Regions from separate parts of the Mus musculus genome. Here region 2 is linked to region 1. The links are chromatin loops, found by intact Hi-C in ENCODE. Cell type or tissue: heart. All regions are shown on one strand. Links, peaks and the distances in the headings refer to the core of each region. The heading gives the core; the rest is flanking DNA.

What was found. Peaks named below come from ENCODE experiments on the same cell type or tissue, not always from the same donor. Only the 100,000 strongest peaks of a DNase experiment are listed, where the experiment ranks them.
Region 2: a loop joins it to region 1, with 3 times the contacts of the local background. A loop is called at or near these places in 5 of 42 quality-filtered maps.

The regions. Positions count from the first base shown.
Region 1 is chr8:72,717,868-72,728,531 of GRCm38, forward strand. It overlaps Sin3b (transcriptional regulator, SIN3B (yeast)), which reads left to right and starts at 5,403. Exons shown (of 19, transcript NM_009188.4): 1 at 5,403-5,541; 2 at 6,177-6,283; 3 at 7,670-7,823. The coding sequence starts at 5,443. In heart, for the core only: no CTCF peak of the experiment used is centred there; a DNase peak (open chromatin) is centred at 5,374; H3K4me3 peaks cover 1,710 bases; H3K27ac peaks cover 1,149 bases.
Region 2 is chr8:72,558,057-72,568,720 of GRCm38, forward strand. Smim7 (small integral membrane protein 7) reads right to left here. Exons shown (of 5, transcript NM_172396.3): 5 at 7,142-9,752. The coding sequence ends at 9,737. Among named protein-coding and RNA genes, the nearest start is that of Smim7, 7.7 kb to the right of the region's middle. In heart, for the core only: a CTCF peak has its summit at 6,095 (motif pointing left); no DNase peak of the experiment used is centred there.

The sequences.
Region 1 (10,664 bases), core at 785-8,784:
AAATATAACAAAGAAGAAATTGGCCTTTGTAGATGTTAACAAGCTATGTGCTTTGAGGAAGACTGTAGCATGTTGTACTGACCAGCAGCAAGGGCGAAGCATTCCTGTCTCCACCTTATACTCTCATATACGAACGTGACCTCATCACTTGTCATGGAACACAGGCCATGAAGGCTCATTTTCAACAATCACTCTCAGACAACAGAGAAAACTATCCTAAACAGAATAGTGACATCGCCTTTCTGGCTCATAGCATTACTAGCATTATGAATTTATGTTAAATTCTATTTTAGGTTATGGGGGTAGGGGGGTGTTATGGATGGAACTCTGTCTTCTATATGCTGGTCAGGGACTACCTGAGCCATGCACCCTGCCCCTCACTGGAGAATTCTAGGCAGGGGCTCCACCCCTAATCCAGCCCTTCACTGGAGGACTCAAGACAAGCCTCAGCCAGAGGTATTTGAATCCTTGAACCTATTGCTTTCTTTATGAACCTGACTGAACCACAGCACAAATGCTCTTAAGGATGGTGAGTTCATCTACTGCTATGGTACAGATCTGAAATGTACCCCAAAAGCCTAAGTACAAAGTCATCATATGGGTGGGATGATGCACCTGCTAATACCAGCACTTGGAAGGCTGAGGCAAGAGGATAGCTATTGTCCGAGGCAAGTCTGTGCTGCACAGTGGGATTTTTGTCTCAGAAAACAAACAAACAAACAAACAAACAAACAAACAAAAAAACAAAAAAACCAAAAGGAAAGGGAGCTATTTCTCTAGGATGCTCCCACTGGGAGGAAGTAGGCCTATGGGAGGCCAGGTCTTGTGGGAAGAAGTTGGGTTATGTGATATTGGAAGACATTGAAGGACACTTGTCTCTTTCTCTCTCTTTCTGGGCCACCATGAGATGGGCAGCTGCCTGTCATGGACCCCAAAACAAAGGGCCAGCTATGGCAGTACATACCTTTAATCCCAGCACTCTGGAGGCAGAAGCAGGTGGATCTCTGTGAATTTGAGGCCAGCCTGGTCTACGGGGTGATTAAAAAAAGCACAGAGGGGGCAACTGTCCCACTTCAAAGAAAAAAAAAGCCAATAAAACTTGGAGTCATAATGAGTCTTTCAGGCCATCAAGACAGCTCAGTGGGTAAAGGCACTTGCCACCAAGCCTGATGCCCTGAGTTTGGGCCTCAGAACCCACATGGTGGGAGGAGAGAACTGACTTCCATACACACAATAAATAAATAAATACATAAATACATAAATACATAAATACATAAATACATAAATAAATAAATAACTCTATTTTTGGATTGAATACCTTGGATATATTTTCACAGGCTCAGAAAGCTCAACCACAAATAATTGATCCATTCCCCAGGGTGTAAATAATTATACCAGATGCTGAGCCATTTCAGGGGAGCCATGCAAGACACCTACCTCAGGTATGAGACTTAAGGCGCATCCAATAACCCAACACAAGGGATTAAAGCCAATAAGCCTTTATTTATATAGTCCTTTTGTTTTGTTTTCCTGTAGATTTGTTTTTTTTGAGACTGGCTCTCTCTATGTTGCCCTGATTGGTTTGGACTGGCCTTATATAGACTAGTCTGGCCTTGAAATCACAGAGATCCACCTGCCTCTGCACTCTGAGTATTAGGATTAAAGGAACGCACCACCACACTTGTGCTGCCTTAAATAAAAAGATGTTTATTTTTATTACTTTTAAACTGTGTGTGCGTGCATGCGTGCACACACACGCGTGTGGTTTGTGCACTTGAGTGCATTGCCCAGATGCCAGAAAAGGGTAATGTCACATCGCTGAGAGCTGGAGTAACAGGCAGCTGTGAGCTGCGTGGTGTGGGTGCTGACAACGGGACTTGTGCTACATATAAGAGCAGCAAGAATTCTTTTTTAAAATTTAAAATTTATTTTGTTATGTGTATAGGATTTTGCCTGTATGTATGTCTGTGTATCACATATATACAGTGCCCATAGAGGCCAGAAGACAGCTTTAGGTCTCTGGGACTAGAGTTATAGACAGTTGTGAGCCACCATATAGGTGCTGGGGTTTGAACCCAGGTCTTCTGCAAGAAGAGCCAGTGCTCTTAACCACTGAGCCATCTCTGTTGCCCATTGTTGTTCATTGTTAAAGATGTATTATTTTTAATTGTGTGGGCGCACTTGAGTGCTGGTGCTTGTGGAGGCCAGACAAGGGTGCCTGATTCCTTGGAGCTGGAGTTACAGATGTTTGTGAGCCACCTCACACCTGTGCTGGGAACTGAACCCAGGTCCTCTGCCAGAGGAGTCTGGACTCTTATCCGCTGAGCCATGACTCCAGCCCCCTGTGTGTTTTTGTGAGAGAGGTTCTCATGTATCCCAGGTTGGCCTGTGAGTATCCAGGTTTCCTGTCTCCATGCTCAACTTCCTCAGAAATGCTTGGAAGACAGACTTCGGCATCTGTATCTTGCTTTATGTAGATATGTGGGATTTGAACTCAGATCCTAATACTTCCGTGGTGTACGATCTACCTACTGAGTCATCTCCAATCTTCCTGCTCCACATACAATCAGCCCCTCATAGTGAGCCCTTCTTTTTGGGTAGAGCAGGATTTGTGATCTCTGACTCAGCACTCAGCTGGTACCCTGGGAAGAAGCTTTCTGGGACAAGGACTTTGGGGCTAAGTTTTTTTTTTTTTTTTTTTTTTTTTTTTTTTGGCTCAGTAACAAATTGTTGCAAGATCTGTCCAATGCCACCACGTTTTTATCTTGTTGTTCCTGTAGGTCAACAATTCTGCTCTGTGTCACAGGGCTCTTTGTTCAGTATCTCACAGGATGTCAGCTCCTCCAGGCACTCAGCTCAAGGCCAGACCTCAATTCCCAGGGACTTGCTTGTCTCTGGGAGATAGCCAGTAGGCCTGGTGCTCTGTCACTGACCAGAAGACTAACCCTTTTGTCAGTATTCTGAGGCCAGGCCTACCTGGTATACTCTCCTTCCTTTTTGTTGGGGCTATAGCTTGGAGATGGTGTCTCTGTAGCCCAGGCAGGCCTCAAACTAATGATCCTCCAGTCTCACTTCCAGAGTACTGGGATGCAGGTGGGCATCACCATAGCCAGCTTCTCTGTCTCTGTCTGTCTCTGTCTGTCTCTCTGTCTCTCTTGTCTGTATGTTTAGTCTCATGTACATGGGACCATATACATACATGTGTATATTCACTTGATGGCCACAGGTTAGCCTTAGGTGTCTACCTTGACCACTTTTTACCTTACATACCTCAGGGTCTCCTGATGTCCTTGGGTTTCCATTGCTTCGATGAAACACTATGACAGGAGGCAGCATGGGTGTGTGTGTTTTGCTCCAGCTATGGAGGGTGCTGCTTAGTGGCTTGCTCCCCTTGGCTTGCTCAGCCTGATTTCTTAAACTCAGCAGGACCAGCAGCCCAGGATAGTCAGAACCCACAGTGGGCTGGAGCTTTCCACATCAACCATCAATTAAGAAAAATCCCCCACAGACTTGCCCACAGGCCAGCTAGATGGAGGCATTTTCTTGGTTGAGGTTCCCTCTTTCCAAATGACTCAAAACTAACATTGCAGTCGCTTAACCTGGCCAATGTAGTCATCTTGGCTTGCCACCTTGCTCTAGGATTCTGTCACTACTGCTTCATTGCTGGCCACCATGCCTGCCAGAAAACCACCTCTTCTGGGGTCATAAGTATGTGTATAAAGCCCCATTACTTTTGACATGCCCGGTGATTGCTGGAGTTTGGATTTGGCTGGCATGTGCTGGGAGCACATCCTCACAGCGTGGAGGGCACTGGCAGCAGGGAGGAAGCTAAGGGGTGAGAGCTGATTAGGTCCTTATGTTATCATGTGCACATAGGGATGCATGTGTGTATGGAAGCATGTGGGGGCCAGAGGTCCACATCAAGTAGTTTCCTCTTCTGATTTCCACCTTGTTTAAATTTAAAAGTTGTTTTATGAATATATGGATATTCAATTGGCATGTATCACATGTGTACCACATGTGCCTAGTGTCTACAGAGGTCAGTGAAGGTGCCAGATCTCCTGAAATTGGAGTTACAAGCAGTTGTGAGCCACTATGTAGGTGTTTGGAACGGAGGATAGGTCAGCCTGGAAGCAGAGGTCCCATGATCCAGGTTTGCACACATTTGTGAACGGAATCAAGGAATGTCACTCTGAGAGGAGTTAATGGGTAAAGAGCTTGCTCTAAGCAAGCAGGAGGATCCAGACTAGGGGCTGTGACCCCAGCACTACTGTGGAGACAGGTGGACCCATGGCCACTGTATCAAGTGAAGACAATGAGCTACAGGTTCAGTAAGAGATGCTGCCCCCAAAACACAAGGGCTGGGTGATAAAAGATTGTGCCCATCTCTGGTCTCTGTACACACACACACACACACACACACACACACACACACACAGGAGTGAGTTTACCTACACATATGTACACACACGTGCACACACACACATACACACCCAGTGCAAGAATTCAGTCCACATGGCTCTTGAATGGATGCTGCTCACCTACAGCCCATTGCTGTATCAACCTCACAGAATAGACATTCAGAAACTTGTTCCAGAAAGCACCAGAGCCTTGCAAATATCACTATTGAGGTCTTGGGTCAACACAGACATCTAAGCTTGTTTTCCCTCTCTCTCTTTTTGAGACAAGGTCAACACCTAACTGTCATTTTTTTTTTTAAAGATGCAGTCTTTTTTCTTTTTTTTTTTTTAAGTTTTATTTATTTAATGTATTTGAGTACACTACAGTGAAGGTTGTGAGCCTTCATGTGACTGCTGGGAATTGAATTTTAGGACCTCTGCTCGCTCCTGCCAACCCTGCTCGCTCCTGCCCAAAGACTTACTTATGATTATAAATAAGTAAACTGTAGCTGTCTTCAGATGCACCAGAAGAAGGCGTCAGATCTCATTACGAGTGGTTGTGAGCCACCATGTATTTGCTGGGATTTGAACTAAGGACCTTCGGAAGAGCAGTCGGTGCTCTTACCGTTGAGCGTTGAGCCATCTCTCCAGCCCCTAGAGATGCAGTCTTAACTATGTACCCCAGTTTAGGTTAGACCTCTCAGTGGTCTCCTCTCAGACTCCCCGGTACTGAGATCACAAGCGAGCCTGCACACTGAAATGTGAAGTTTATAGAATTAATGCGTTTTGAAATATTCTTCAACTTTGCTTTACTTTCTTTCCCTCCAACAAAACAAATCAAAAAACACTTTAGGCCTTCCAGGTGGCCACAGACCCCCAGGGCACATAAGTTGAGAAAGACCTCCCGCCCCGTCCAGCAAGGCCCTTATGTGGACACTCCCCTATTTGACGCCACGAGTCTCCACCCCCTAGGAGGCGGGGCCCGCGCAAGCGCGACCAGGGCTCAGGCGGAGGCGGGGCAGAAGCGGCTCTGACTTCCAACATGGCGCATGCAGGCAGCGGAGGCTCCGCGGGCCGGGGATTCGGTGGCTCCCGCTGGGGTCGTTCGGGCTCCGGAGGGCACGAGAAGCTGCCGGTGCACGTGAGTGATGTCCTTAGCCTCTTCCTGGGGACTCGGACCCCCGCGGGGATGGCGCCCCGCCGTGCGGCCCCGCCTTGGCCTCCTCTCTGCGCAGCCGGGCCCGGGGACCCCACACCCCTTCCGCGGAATCCTTCGGTCTTCGCGGCAGCCCCTCGGTTTCCCCCTAACAATTCATTTCCGCCGCTCCTCGGACTTCTCAGAGATACAGAGGTCTTTCTCGACATCTCTCAGTCATTCCTGCGATCCCTGTCATCCCCGGGACCCTTCGGTGCACCCCGAAAACCTTCGATCCTCCTAGTTGGCCCGTAGTTTCCCTTTTACGCCCCTCGGTCTTCCAAGGGATTTCGCGTCCTCCTCGAGACCCTTCGGTCGTCCCCGCCGGTCCTCGGTCCAACCCGGAACTCCTCGAGGCCCCTCGGGACTACCCGCAGGCTCTCGGGACTACCCGCAGGCTCTTGGTCCTACCCGCAGGCTCTCGGTCCTTCTAGTCGGACGTCGGCCCTCCCAGTAACACCGCAGTTATCCTCGCGGCCCTCTGCTGCCCCGTGCCACCCCTCTTCTATCCCTGGCCTTCCAGCCATCAGTCACTGCATCGCGCGACCCTGGCCCACCTCTGGCCTTCTTGTTCCCCACAGGTGGAGGACGCTCTCACCTACCTCGACCAGGTGAAGATCCGCTTTGGCAGTGACCCTGCCACCTACAACGGCTTCCTGGAGATCATGAAGGAGTTCAAAAGCCAGAGGTAATCTGCAGGGCCTTGTACACCCAGGAGCTGGGGGCTGAGCCCTCTAACCCCCAAACCAACTACACTGTGTCTCCTCAGCTGTTAATCATGCACAGGATTGGAGGGCCCTGGGAATCTCTTCTAAAACAGTCGCAAGATGAGGTGGTTCTGAGGAACTGATGGGATTCCTGGAAGGGGTGAAGGAATTGGGGAATCGAGGCCTGAACAGGGAGTGTTGGGTGTAGTCTTTATTTAAAATGTTGATTTGGGGGTGGGTAAGATGTCCCAGAGGGTAGCAGTGCCAGCCACCAAGCCTGACCACCCGAGTTTCAGCCCTAGAGAGATGAGAATTAACTCCTACAAGTTGTTGACCTGCCCTTGAGATCTGTGGTACATGCCCAAATACAGAAAATAAATGGGGTACAGATTTTGATTGTTTGGGGAAGCATTTTTTGTTAATACTGCAGGAAAATATTACTTATGATCTCTTAGCTCTTGTCCCTACGATGCTTTTCAATAGCACTTACTAATCTGGAACCAGTGTGGTATGAACAGGAACTGTTTTGTAGACACAGAGCAGTTAGGCGTATTGGGTTGTTTCTGAGTTAATGTCCGTGTCTTCTAGAATCTTCTGGGAGGTGTGGCTTGGTTTAGGTAAGGGACTCATCCTAGTGACAGGTGGGTGGAGCTAGAACCCAGGCTGTCAGTCAGACCGCTTCCCACAGATCTTGGTACTGACCTGCCTGTCTGCTCTCAGGAAGTGTAGACGGCCTGGGCTGGTTTCTTGTGGATATTCAGGGTACTGAAGCCAGAAGAAGACCCTCATGTCATTTCAACTTTACCAGTCCCCTAACTTGAAGGCTCTGGTGTTTAAACACTTCCTTTAGTAAAAAAATGAAAGTGTATCCTTACCTTTCCCTAATTCATAAAATATGAGGGAATTTCTCACATTGCTTGGAGAACTGTGTCCTGTTGAGTCTCAGCCCAGCACCTAACTCTTGAGACATCTTCAGAATTGGGCCCAGGAGCTCAAATGGCCTGGAAATATAGTTATGTAGTGTGTTATATACATCACACACACACACACACACAAAACTATCATGTATATAGTTATGTCTAGTTATAGTTCTTGCTAGACCTAGCCACAGGTGATTTTACATGGTGGGGCCCATTTGTTCAGTTGGGCATAGTGGTGCATACCTTTAATCTCAGGCAGAGGCAAGCATATGGAGGTCATCAGGGCTATACAGAGAAACCCTGTCTCTAAGGGAACAAACAAAACAACATGGTGGGGCCCATTTTCAGAGTCTTCGCCGTCAACTAAGCCTGGGCTGAGGTGATCTCGAGGGCATCTGGGGGAGTTCACTCTTAGGACTCTTGCCCACTTGTGTTTCTTTTTTCCAGCATCGACACTCCTGGTGTGATCAGGCGTGTGTCCCAGCTCTTCCATGAGCACCCTGACCTCATCGTGGGGTTTAATGCTTTCCTTCCGCTTGGATACCGTATAGACATTCCCAAGAACGGCAAGCTGAACATCCAGTCGCCGCTGAGCAGCCAGGTAGGCTTCGCTTGAGTGATGTGGACCTCGAGAGTCGCACCCACAGGGAGCACAGCTAGGCATTTGTGATGTTGCTGGAAGCCTTTGTACAACCTATTCTTTTTCTAGGTTCTCTAGTGCATGACCAGACAAACACAGAGACAGCCTTTTCGTCCCATCAAGTATAGTGGCTGGGGTGTGGTTCAGTGTGGAATAGTACACTTAGCACGGGCAAAGTCCTGGGTTTAGTCCCCAGCAGGTGGGGGTGGGCGTTTGGGAGGAGATTTCAGGATCATTGAATCACTAGTCACTGAGGTCTGGCCTCCAGGCTTTCCCAATAAGTCTACCAGGCCAAGTACGTATGCACTGCCATCTTATGGCTTCCATTGATCTCAGGCCACCAGTAAAGTCGAGATAGTTGAGCTATGTGCATGGGAATAAGTGTTTCTTTCACTGTGTCATAGGATTGTCAAATGCTCTTTTCTCAGCTCAGGTTGGGCTCTGCAGCCTGCTGTCTGTAGTTCTCCACGTTGCTACTCTCACCTTAGCTTAGACAGTCTGAACCTCATCCTCATTCCTTAGTCTTCCCAATGCTAGGATCACATGAGAGCTGCCACCACAGGCTTTCAGTGAGGTTGGAGAGGGACTCTGGAAGGGTAGTGTGGCCTCACAGGCCCTCCAAGTGGCTCCTGAATAAGTTCTGCCTGCTGTGCCCATCTGCATGCCTCATGAAGCCCAGCGCTGCCCAGTTTTCAGAGGGGACTCCTGGAAGCACATGCCACTGAGTTTTCACAGTCTTCCATTTTCCACCTGTACCTGGAACTCAGGAACTGTGACCACCAGGGCCTTAACAGAAGGAGCTTCTGGATTCTGTGTGATACAAGGCAGTGTGAGCTGTGTCAAGAGCAAAGAGCAGTTCCTGGGGCATGCATGATATAAGAACTCAGGATGCCACTCACTAGAAAGCTAAGTTGTGGGTAGTGGTAGCTGGTAGGAAGTGGAGTCTGAGTCATGGGGGCGGGCTGTTCCCTTCATAGGTGACTTAGATGACCAAGGGGCCCCTGTGCTTACAGAAAGGATGACCAAGATGGTCTTAGATCCATGAACAGGGCACCTGTGCCTGTCCTGAGTCACATTCCTTCAGGGTACTCTGGAGCCCCTTAATCTTGGTGACAGAGAATGAACTGCTCACCCGGGATTCTGACTCAGGTGTTTATTGCTTTCTAAGTCGGGATTCCAAACTTTACCACATGTCAGCATCCTGCTGATTTCCAGTCTTTCAGTCATTTTTCTATTTTGCTGTTTTCCTTATTTGAGACATGGTCTCTGTAGCCCAGCCTGGCTCTGGAACTAGACATTCTCCTGCTTTAGGTTCCAGAGCACTGGGGTGATAGGCACCTACTTTCTTAGCATCCTAGCTTCAGTTTTTGAAATGCAGTGCCCTTCCTCCCTTCCTCTCTCTCTTCCTCCCTCCCTCCCTTCCTCCCTTGACAGCCACATTTGAACACTGTTCCCTTATGTGCTGACAAAGGTGTTGAGGGAGTCTCCAGCTGTTGGGATGCCTGTAGCAGGGTTTCTGAGCCTTTCATTCATTCTTTCTTGAGAGGAATTCTGTCCTCTACCATGACACCTGTGCCCTTGCTGTAGCAGCTGAAAGCCAGGTAACAAGCACCAGGGCCCCAGTTGACAACACAGAGGGTCAAGCTGAGCTGGGTGCTTTGATTCAAGGTGTCATTTCAGCACTCAGGAGATGGTATGAGTTCAGAGCCAAGCGTGGCCTACAGAGTAAGACCCTATCTTACCTGCCTCCTGTGAAGGGAGGGGCCAGATAACCATGCCCAGCCACAAGCGGGAGGCTTGGAGCACATTCACCTGCTGTTGTTTCTCCCTCAGCAAGCATCCTGGGAGCTGTTTCCTCAGAATCCCCACTGGCACTCAGAGGTGGGAGAAATGTGACTTCCTTGTGTTGCTGCTGCTCTTCTGACCAAGCTCTTCAGGGGAAGCAGGACCTTTTCCTGGGTCACTGAGCTGTGTTTGGGGAGGAGTAGGAAACCAGCTGTCAGTGGAAAAGTGAGGATGGGACACCTAGCTCCTGGGGACAGAGTAGGTCCTTCTTGGTCTCGCATACTCACAGGAGGCTGACCCTTTACCACACTCTTTGGGGAGGCTTGGTCAGTTTTTGACAATGACAGGTAGTGTCTTGGGCCTGATGAATTCCAAACTACCACGTCCTTGGATGCTGGCCCTCTCTTTCATTTGGGGTTTGGTTGTAGGACTTCCAACGTTGATAGCAGGGACTTAGTGGGAGCTGGACCCAAGTAAGGAAGGACCTTGGAGGGATGGGGCCATTAGGAGGGTTGTCTGTAAAGTAGAGTAGGGCTGGCGGAAGCTGAGAGGCAGGCTTACAGGACACTGTATGGCCAGGAATCAGCTGATCCACAGACCCCTGAGAGTTTGCGAAGGACAGGACCCAGGAGGGGATCAGTGAAATAAGGTGTGCCAGTGGTTCAGGTTGGCCCTTCTGGTAGAGGCAGAGCCATGAGGCGCTGGCAGCTGGGGCTGGCTGTTTGCTCATTTAAGTTCCTGAATATCTAGGAGAGCTGCATGGTTCTGGGCAGATGTGAGGCTGAGTGTGAGTGTTAGCTATGTAAACAAGTCACCCTAAGTGGAGGCAGGGAAAAGGCTGGAGCTATTATAGAAAGTTCCAGCAGGGCTTATCTGCTATAGCTTGTAGGCTGTGTAGTGGTGGTTTTTATATTTTCCTAAGATTACAATAGGTTGTACAAGCATCAACGCTAATTCCAGAACATTCTATCACCCCAGGAACAGACACTGCCAAGCACTCATCTACTTCTTGTCTGT
Region 2 (10,664 bases), core at 1,218-9,217, 160 kb before region 1:
ATCTCAGTCCCAGCCAGGTGGACAGCCTACTTTGGTGGACCTCATCTTGCACGTACTTCAGCCCAGTCTGACTCACCTGTGCTCCTTGGGAGAAGGATGGTGGTGAGAATCCTGTAAACATCATGGAAAGTAAGTTTGTATGATTTGAGCCGGGTGTGGTGGTGCACACCTTTAATCCCAGTACTTGGGAGGCAGAGGCAGGCAAATTTCTGATTTTGAGACCAGCCTGGTCTACAGAGTGAGTTCCAGGACAGCCAGGGCTAGACAGAGAAACCCTGTCTTGGAAAAAAACAAACCAAACAAACAAACAAACAAAGTTTGTATGATTTGACAATATATCAGAATTCTTTAATAGAAGTGGAGAGAGAGAGAGATTAGTGATATAGGACTCCAATCTTTTTTTTCCTTTCATCTTCATAGCCCTGGCTGCCTGGAACAAGCTCTGTAGACAAGGCTGGCCTTAAACTCAGAGATTTATCTACCTCTGCCTCCAGAATGCTGGGATTATGGGTTTGGTGACTGTGCCACCGCTGCCTGGCTCCCAGTCTTTTTTCTATCAGAGAGAGTTCACTCAGTGAGAAGCCATCCACCCTGTCACTACTTGCAGAGGTGGGCTGGGTAAGGGGAGTTAGAGAGGGGGCTCCATCACAGTGTGGGAATGACTAGCAGGTCAAGGGCCACCAGTGGGCATAAAGTGAGTGCCAGCAAGATTTGACAAGCATGGCCTGTGGCTGGAGAGGGAGAAGGGAGACAGAAAAGACCAGAAAAGGAGCTGTGGGTTGAGGCCAAGTGAAAGCAGTAGAGAACTCACCTGGTTTGGGCTTCATGGGTAGGAGGAGCTGGGTAATGGGTCAGGAAGAACAGAGAGAGGGCTTGGAGCAGAGATAAGAGAAGGCTTTTGTTGGGAGCGACCCTGTTTAAATGTTAACTGCCTTGTCAGCCATAAGTGCTTAGTTACAAAGTTTTGGCCTTGGTGGAAAAGTACTAGATTAGTTAAGATTTTTGTGGGAAAAGTTGAGGCCTCTGTAGGAAAGTACTACCTCCAGTTAAGAACAAATAGCTATAGATCTTGTGGACAGGTACCTAGCAACCCATTCTGTTCTGTTTCTCCTGCTGTGTTTTACCTAGCCAATCTCCTGCTTTTGGGAACAGGTGCATTCTCCCAGAAGCAAAGCGACTCTGTGTCATCCCTCTCCCCATATCCTGCTTCATGGGCGTAAAACCTACCTGGGAAAAATAAAGTTTGACAGCTTGATCAATCAGACTTGCTGTCAGTTCTTTGTGTTCCTCGCTCCCCGTTCTCTCCACAGGTGGTTCCTCAGACCCTGTTTGACTGACCCGTGGGCCCGGACAGACATGGACATAGGGAATCTCTTTCCATTTCCCCAATCATGCATAGTAATTGTAAAGGTTCCAAATAACATTGGAGTCTAGGTTGCCATTTGTGATGGTTTGTACATGTTTGGCCCAGGAATGGCACTATTAGAGGAGGTGTGGGCTTGTTGGAGTAGATGTGGCATTGTGGGCATGGGCTTTAAGACTCTACTTTTAACTGTCTGGAATTGAGTCTTCCACTAGCAGCCTTCAGAAGATGTTGAACTCTCAGCTCTACCTGCACCATGCCTGCCTGGATGCTGCCATGCCTTGATGATAATGGATTGAACCTCTGAACCTGTCAGCCAGCTCCAATTAAATGTTGTCCTTATAAGAGTTGCCTTGGTCATGGTATCTGTTCACAGGGGTAAAACCCTAACTAAGAGGTTGATTCCAGGGACTGGGGTATTGTGATAGGCCTGACCATGCTTTTGCTGGGAAGAATGTGGATTTTGGGACTTTGGGTTTGGAAAATGGTGGAATGCTTTAAATGGGGCTTAATGGGCCATAAAGTAGGAATGTGGAAAACTTTGTTGCTCAGAGTAACTTCAACTGTGCAGATCTGGCCCAAGAGGTTTCAGAGGAGAATTTTAGTATGTGGCATAGAGGCTGTTTTTATGGTATTTTTGTGAAGAATATGGCTGCTTTTTGCCCTTGTCTGAAGAGTCTACCTGAGTTTAAGATAAAGAGATTTATATTAATTGCATTGATAAAGGAAGTCTCAAAAAAGCCTAACAGAACACGGTATGTACTTACTAGTAAGTTCAGAATATCCAAGATTCAATTCACAGACCATATCAAGCCCAAGAAGGAAAACCAAAATGTGAATGCTTCAGTGCTTCTTAGAAGGGGGAACAAAATACTCACAGGAGGAAATATGGAGGCAAAGTATGGAGCAGACACTGAAGTCTCTGGGCCATCCAGAGACTGCCCACCTGGGGATCTATCCCATATACAGTCACCAAACCTGGACGATATTGTGGATTCCAGGAAGTGCTTGCTGATGGCTGCTTCCTGAGAGGCTCTTCGAGAGCCTAACTAATACAGAGAAGGATGCTCGCAGCCAACCATTGGACTGAGCATGGGGTCCCCAATGGAGGAGTTGGAGAAGGGACTGAAGGAGCTGAGAGGGGTTGCAGCCCCATAGAGGGATCAACAGTATCAACCTGCCAGACCCCCTGGAGCTCCTGGGGACTGGACCACCAACCAAAGAATACACATGGAGGGACCCATGGCTCCGGTCGCATATGTGGCAGAAGATGGCCTTGTTGGACATCAGTGGGAGGAGATGCCCCAGTGTAGGGGGTTGCCAGGGAGGGAAGATGGGAGTGGGTGGGTGGCGGAACACCCTAATAGAGGCAGAGGGAGGGGGGATAGGACAGGGAGATTCTAAAAGGGGAGACCTGGAAAGGGAAAAACATTTGAAATGTAAATAAGGAAAATATCCAATTAAAAAAAAAAAAAAGGAAAATATCCAAGAAAAAGAAAAAAAAAAAACCTAGCAGAAACTATTCTCTGGATAAGTCTTATGAAGAGCATTTTGAAAGTGTGGCAAGTTTAGAAGAGAAAAATATAAAATGTATGATTCGAGTATTAGAAAGGGCACCAGCAAATGAAGTGGAGCTAATCCTCTGTTCAAGGATATTAGATTGAATTAAAGGAGTGGGACTTTGGGGCAAGATCTTACCTAGCAAAGTTTAGATCCAGGCATGGTGGTGCACAACTTTAATCCCAAGACATAAAGCCAAGAAGATCTCTGAATTCAAGATCAGCCTGAGAAAGAGCAAGTTCTAGGTGAAGAAAAGTTTAAATCCAACCTTGATGGACCACACCTTTAATCCTATTGCTCAGGAGAAACACATGCAAATTTCTGAGTTCAAGGTCAATCTATAGAAAAAGATCCAGGACTGCCAAGCTTAGGCAATGAAGGAGTTGGAAAACAAAGCTGGTAATAATGTAATAAAACTAGGGAGCCATGTTCCAGCTCCTGCAAGCAGCAGAACTTGGCAGCTTCAGCCATGTGACTCTGGCTTTAGTCAAAAATAGAAGGGACTACTGGAGCTAAGAAATTAGTGTTAAGAGATCAGCAGTGTTGTGGAATGAGCAGGGCTCAGAGCGAGAGCTGGAGAGATGGCTCAGCAGTTAAGAGCACTGACTGCTCTTCTGGAGGTCCTGAGTTCAAATCCCAGAAACCACATGGTGGGTCACAACCATCTGCAATCTGATTGGATGCCCTCTGCCCTTTTCTGGTGTGTCTGAAGACAGCTACAATGTACTTACATATAATAAATCTTTTAAAAGGAAAAGGAGGTCAGGCAGTGGTGGCACACGCCTTTAATCTCAGTACTTGGGAGGCAGAGGCAGGCAGATTTCTGAGTTCGAGGCCAGCCTGGTCTACAGAGTGAGAGCAAGAAATCTGCTTGCCTCTGCCTCCCAAGTGCTGGGATTAAAGGTGTGCACCACCACCACCCAGCTACACAGTATTTTTAAAATGTTTTATTTTACATGTGTGGGTGTTTTGCTTGCATGCATGTAAACCATATGCATGCAGTGTCCAAGCAGGCCAGAAGAATCAGCTCCCCTAGCATTGGAGTTACAGACAGTTGTGAGCTCCTGTGTAGATGCTGGAAATCAAACCTGAGTCCTTTGGAAGAGCAGCCAATGCTCTTAACCGCTGAGCCAGCTCTCCAATTCTTTATCCCATCACGGTCCAATCTGATGGCCCTGTTGAGACCACTCTGCCTGTCTGCCTGTTTCTCTGTCTCTCTCTCACACACACACCTACAATAAAAAAAAAAAAAAAAACCTTCCCTTTAATCATACCATGGAGTGGTTGTGTGTCAGCCTATACAGGAAGAAAGATTCGCCACTGCAGCCTCTGGCAGGAGCCTGGATGCTGGGACCCCTATCGTGGGCTTCTTACTCCCGAACTAACAGAGAATAAGTGCACATTATTGTGAGGCATGAAGTGTATGCCATTTTGTTATGGCAGGGTAAGAAGGTACTCAGGTCTCTTGCCACCAGAGGTGGGAAACTCTTCCTGTTCCTGGCTGCTATCTCACCCTTTGCAGCTCCTTTCCTCAGCTAGGGCTATTTTGAGGTTACTGCTATCCTAATAGTCAAGGCTAGAGCCTGCCAACTGTCCAAAAGCTGCATATTGGGGGTGGGGGCAGAGAGAACTACCACAATCAACAATCCTTACTCTGAAAAAGTGACCTACTGGAAGTCTCAGGTATGCTGGGATACAGAGGCAAAGAGTGTTCCCTAAGAGTAGCCAGTGCAGTGGCCAGCAGCAGCCTTGACCTCCCCAGAACACAACTGAAATGGAGAACGTTGGTGTTGGGGTGCAGCTCAGTTGGGGGACACTAGCTTTGCAGCTATTATGCACCAATTACTTGGGAACTAAAATTCTCCTTATAGGAGAAGCAGAAGGTCCAGCAATTTACCAGACTCAGAAGCCCAGAAAGTTCTGAGCTGAGGAGGCCCCGCCCAGCACTGTAAGGCAGCAGAAGTAAGCTAGGGGAAGGGACCTCCAGGGCTGCAGTTTGCAGACTGCACGGGGAGCCTATTCGTTGAGTCTCACACTCCTCCATGCATCCAAGAACCTTGCAGGTTCTCCCCACTAGATTGAATGAAATCTTTTCTTTGGTCTATGACTGGTGTTTTTTCGGGGGTGAATAGACATTTGGTCATTACCACCGCAGGAAAAGTCACCAAAACCATGCATGAAGCCCCAAGAAAGGAAAGAAGGAAAAACTGCGTGGCTGTGCATGTCTGTCACCTATGGGAAACAAGATTCAAATTCTGCAATAATTTCAAGTAGCAAAGTTGGCCATGTGGGCTACATAAGATGAAGGGAGGGAGGGGAGGAAAGGCGTCTGACTTAGGCTGGAGGCCAGCACAGTCCATCTAGGCCTTGCTAGCACCCACCCCAGGCTCAAAGAGCTCTGAGGTTTGAGGGCTGGAGTGGAAGCCTCCATCTACCTGTACAATAGTCACCCTAGGCAAAAGGGACCAAACAAGCCTTCCCTGTCCTTACTCTTCAGGGTTCCTGGGGCACACCAACTCTTGGTTTTCTAAATGAGTCTCAGACTGGGTTCAAACACCTTTCTAAGCTGGATATGGCAATATTGGCCTGCCATCCCAGCAAGAAAACCAAACCTAACCAATGAGCCCAGACAGTTGGCCATGCCTCCCGGGTCAGAGGATAACTTGTGGAGCTGGCATGTGGGTCCCAGAAGGTGCTGTATCTGCTGAACCTTCTCACCCATTAGACACTCCATAGTGATTTACTCACTCACATGCAAATGAGTGTTTTACCCATACATTCTGTTTGTTGTTGTTCGTTTTTAAGGCAGGGGTTCTCTATGTAGCCCTGGTTGTCCTGGAACTCTCTAGACCAGGCTGGCCTCGAACTTACATAGATTCTCCTGCCTCTGCCTCCCCAGTGCCAGGGTTAAAGGAGTGTGCTGCCACCACTAGCCTTGTATTTTAAAGCATGGCTCTGCTTGAGACATATGGTACACATCTCTCATCAAACAGGAAAATGTAAGGTACCTTCAGATACTTCATACATGAAAGGAAAATGCCTGGTTGTCACAGAGTGGCCCTTGCATGGCTGCTTCTACAGAGGACCCAGGTTCCATTCCCAACACCCACATGGTGGCTCACAAACATTCGTAATTCCAGTTCCAGGGGATCATGCACCCTCTTCTGGTCTCCATGGACACTGCATGCACACATACATACAGGCAAAACACTTGTGTAGATAAAAAAAAAATAATAATTTAAAAAAAAATTAGCTATTAAGACACTAAGGTAATAATGCACAAAGAAACCTCATGCACCACAGACATTTCCCTAGAGGGCTATGCTCCAGGTGCCTCTGAGCATGGACGACCATGGGTGGGTGAAGCTAGCTTACAAGTCTGTATGTTACAATCATTAAAGGATCAAAATGGGCAGGGTGTGGTGGCGCACGCCTTTAATCCCAGCACTCGGGAGGCAGAGGCAGGCGGATTTCTGAGTTCGAGGCCAGACTGGTCTACAAAGTGAGTGCCAGGACAGCCAGGGCTACACAGAGAAACCCTGTCTCGAAAATCCAAAAAAAAAAAAAAAAAAAAAAAGAAAGAAAAGAAACTTAGAGTAAAGCAAACAGAAGCTTCCCTGCTGGGGCAGGACCAAGCAATCCAGAGCCTCCCCCCTGAGAAGCTATGCACCCCACCAGAGAAGCTACCATAAACCACAGCATACACATGGCAGGACTGTAACCACGGGCACATTTTGTTCTCGAAGCCAGGAAGACAATGAAGGCTAAGGATTTGCTTATGTCTTCCATCTAGGAAATGCCCATTAGCTCAGAGCATCCATGGGATGCTGCGAAGTGGCAGGGCTGTACTGTGCCTGTCCAGTCAGATGCTACAGAATGGCTACACCCTGGATGATTGGCCCTGGACCCTGCTCCTCACATACCATGGCTTCTTCCACATGGTCTTGCTGTTGGTGCTGTCTTGGCGACTCTTGTATCCTTCGAGATGGGCCTTGCTCAGCGTGAGGCCTAGAGAACCTGAAGGCCCTTTGGAGTGAACACTGCTGCCAGCCCAGAGGCACTGCCCTTCTGAGCTGCTCAGTGACCTACAGGCAGCCATCATCTGAAAAGTCAGAGGGTCCTAGGTGATGAGTTGAACTCTTCAGTTCTCTGTTGGTGGTATACTTTCATAAGGCTATCTGGGTAAGGATAGGAGTAGATAGACTGAATGTTTGTCATGGTAACTCTTTTGTTTTTTATTTGCACACAGCATATGCTTGTGGCTGTATGTGCGACACTATAATCAGGTAGACCCAGTACAACACAGTCCTCCGCTCTGCAGCATCCCAGCATGATCACTTGTGGACAACTTGACCTGTGTGTTTGTCAGTGTTGTAAAGAAGGGATAAAAAGAGGGCTTATTTGTTCAGGCTGGGTGGTGGGAGGCAGAAGACAGCACTTCATATCTTGTAGCTCTTAAGCGTGAGAGACAATTTAACTGAAACTCCATATCCCAGTGGTAACGTTGGGATAACAGGTTTAACCTTCAGGAGCACAAAGTGGGTTGTCACTTCAGGTTACATATATCTGGTTATAGCAAGGGAAAGAGCTATTGCTTAACAGCTTCTAGAACATCTGACTTGAGAGTCTCAAATGGTTCTGAAAGGGACCCCATCCCTGAGCCACACACCCCAGCCCCTCACTGGGAAATTCTAGGCAGGAACTCCACCCCTGAGCCAGACTCTCAGTCCTTTCCTGTAAAATTATACTATGTCACTCTACATGAACTACATCTCCAGCCACGAGAAGTTTCTGAACAACATTCCAAACAGACACACATATAGAGCTGGTGATATGGTTCAGTGGCATCAAAAGGCCCTAGCCCAGAACCAAAAATAAATAAATAAATAATAATAAAAACCAAGAAGATTCATGGGTTTCAATTTTTCACACACACAGTAAGTAGTCCAAAAACACTTTATCAGAACTCAAATGAGATAATAAGTGCAAACCCTATGACAGCATTCTTTTTCAGCACAATTCCTCTTCAGAATGAATGGAACCTTTTTTTCCTGAAACTACAGTCCTAAGCTGAGAAAGGCAGAAAGCCATCCCAACTATCCAAGGCTGGGGATCAGCCAACAGAGTGGCATGTTACAATGCTAGGCAAGTGGGTAGGCTCAGGCATGCTGCGGGTGTGAAGGACACAATCAACAATGTCTGCAGCAGCTGTGCAGCCTGAACTTAGACTTGACCCAGTTCCCACATTACCAGAGTTTTCCCCATAGTTCCCGGGGAAGCCTGGGGTAAAATGCTATTATGACTAGGGTTGGTAGTACACACTTGGGATTCTAGCACTAAAGAGGCTGAGGCAGGAGAATGGAAAGTTCTCAATCAGCACAGATTCCATCAAGATGGTCTCAAAGACTAACCAACCAGCCAATAAAAAAACCTGGTATGGTAGTACTCAATTGGGATCTTGTCTCACTACTGAAAAGATAAGGAGTTCAAGGTCATCTGCCACAGTTTGGGGCTGTCTTTAAAAAAAAGCCAAAATGAGGGGCTCAGGACACAGGTCACTCTCAAAAGACCCAGCACTCACATGACAGTTCACAACTGGCTGTAACTCTAGCTGCAGATTAGAGGACTTCTGGCCTCTGCAAGCCCTGCATCCACATGTGTGCAGACATGCATGCAGGCAGAATACCATACATATAAAACAGAACAATCTTTAAAAAGAAAAGAAAGAAACCAATCCAAAAAGAGAGCCCCAAAGCAAGCCAGCTGCTACAGCTTTCAAATGCTGATTAAAGTCCCTCAGCACTGCCGGCATGGCCATCTCTAGATGGAACGCATCTCAGAGCTGATGGCGTAGTCGCCTCTGAACCTCATGCACCTCAAGCTTGAGCTCCCCTCCTTCAAAGAGAGACCCAGAAACCCAAACCTTCAGAGTACGCTGCCAACATCACAAGCAACAATAAAGGAGTGGCCCCAAAGTCACTTTATTAACAAGTGGCTTGAAAGCACAGAGAGGTGTCTGCTAACATCACCACTAGCACCTCTTCCACAGGCCTCTTCTGGAGAAGCTGAGTATGTTATGGCTAACAGCTTAGTGTCTAAAGAAGAGGCTGGTGTCCCAAGGGAGGAGGACCGGCTCCTCCAAATGTTGGAGCAATCTTTGGCTGCCCCAGGTAGACCCAGTTATGGGGTGAGGAGGAAACGTTTGGAAGTAAGACCTCACTGGCCCCAGACTGTTGGGTCCACCAGCATAGACCTGGTAGTGCAAAAGAGACTGCTAGACTGTCATAGCTGGCCCGGCAAGCAGGTGCCTGAGTCACATCAATTAAGGACAATCTGTGCAAGGCCAGGAGTGGTGGCATACACCTTTAATCCCAGCACTTGAGAGGCAGAGACAGGCGGATCTCTATGAGTTTGAGGCCCGTCTGGTGTGTGAGTTCCAGAATAGCCAGGGCTAACCAGAAAAACCCTGTCTCAAAAAAACAAAAAAACAGACAAAGACACCCAAATCAAACCAAAACAATCACCATCAATTCAACCAAGAAATAGCCCAGGTCAGGTTTCTGGAGAAGCTGGGCCAGGAGAAGATAGAATGCCAGCACAAGGTAAAGACCTAGGTCTTTCTCCTAATAAAGTCTGACTTTGTCACTGTGGCTGACGAGGGTCAGGGAGCTGGGAAATGGACATTCTCCACCCAAATGAGCTTGGGCCTTCTGGGAAGGTCCCTGGTTTTCCATTGAGAAGATTCTTGAAGTCATCAGAAACAGAAATAGAGCCTTGATGTCCAGCAGGTGATCTCTGGGTTCCACGCAGGACTCAAGAGCCGAACAGTCTGGAAAAGTCAGAAGGTGAAATGACCATGAGGACAGGAAGGGGCTGTGGTAAAAACTCTGGCACACAGCTGGGCGTGGTGATGCACATCAGCTATCCCAGCACCATTGAGGCCAAGCAGGAGGACTACACAGTTAAAACCAGCGTGGGCTACACAACAAACTACTATCTCGAACACACTGTTGGGGATTATTTTTCATGAAAGTGCTTCATGGTTCTGCACTTAAACATAACTATTGGCTAGGCAAGGTGACACAGTGAATAAAGGAGCTTGCTGCCAAACTTAATGGTCTCAGTTTGATCCACAGGATCAACAAGGTGGAAGGAGAGAACCAACTCCTGAAAATTGTTCCCTGCCTTCCACAAGCATACTTTATCACATGTGTGCACCCCTAGGTAAACATATAAAATAATACCACAAAAAACAAAAACCCTGTTGGCTGGACACTGAGGTATATGCCTGTAATCCCAAGAGGCATGCTAACACTGATGCCTGACTGCCAAGGTATGAACTCAGATCCCTACTTCACACTATAAAAGCCATTTCAGTGGTCACACTTGTGTGTCTCAGGACTCACAGGTCTGGGGCAGAGGCATCAGAAGTCTGAGGGCAGCCTGACCTACAATCAGACTCTGCCAAACAAACAAACAAACAAACAAACACCAAAACAATCAAAGAGAATGGCTGTAAAAAACAGAAGCCAGTAGTAAATCCTACCTGCTGGCTTCTACTAAGGCTTTGAAGGCAGGAACATGCAGTCTGTTGGACTTTGAAGCCATCCAGTACAGGTTAACACAACATCAGGGGTGGGAGACACATGGCCAGATTGGACTTAGAGACCACCCTCCAATGTAACCAGAGTTCTTATTTTGGAAGAAGGGATAGCCCTTGAGCTTCAACTAGGGGCTGATA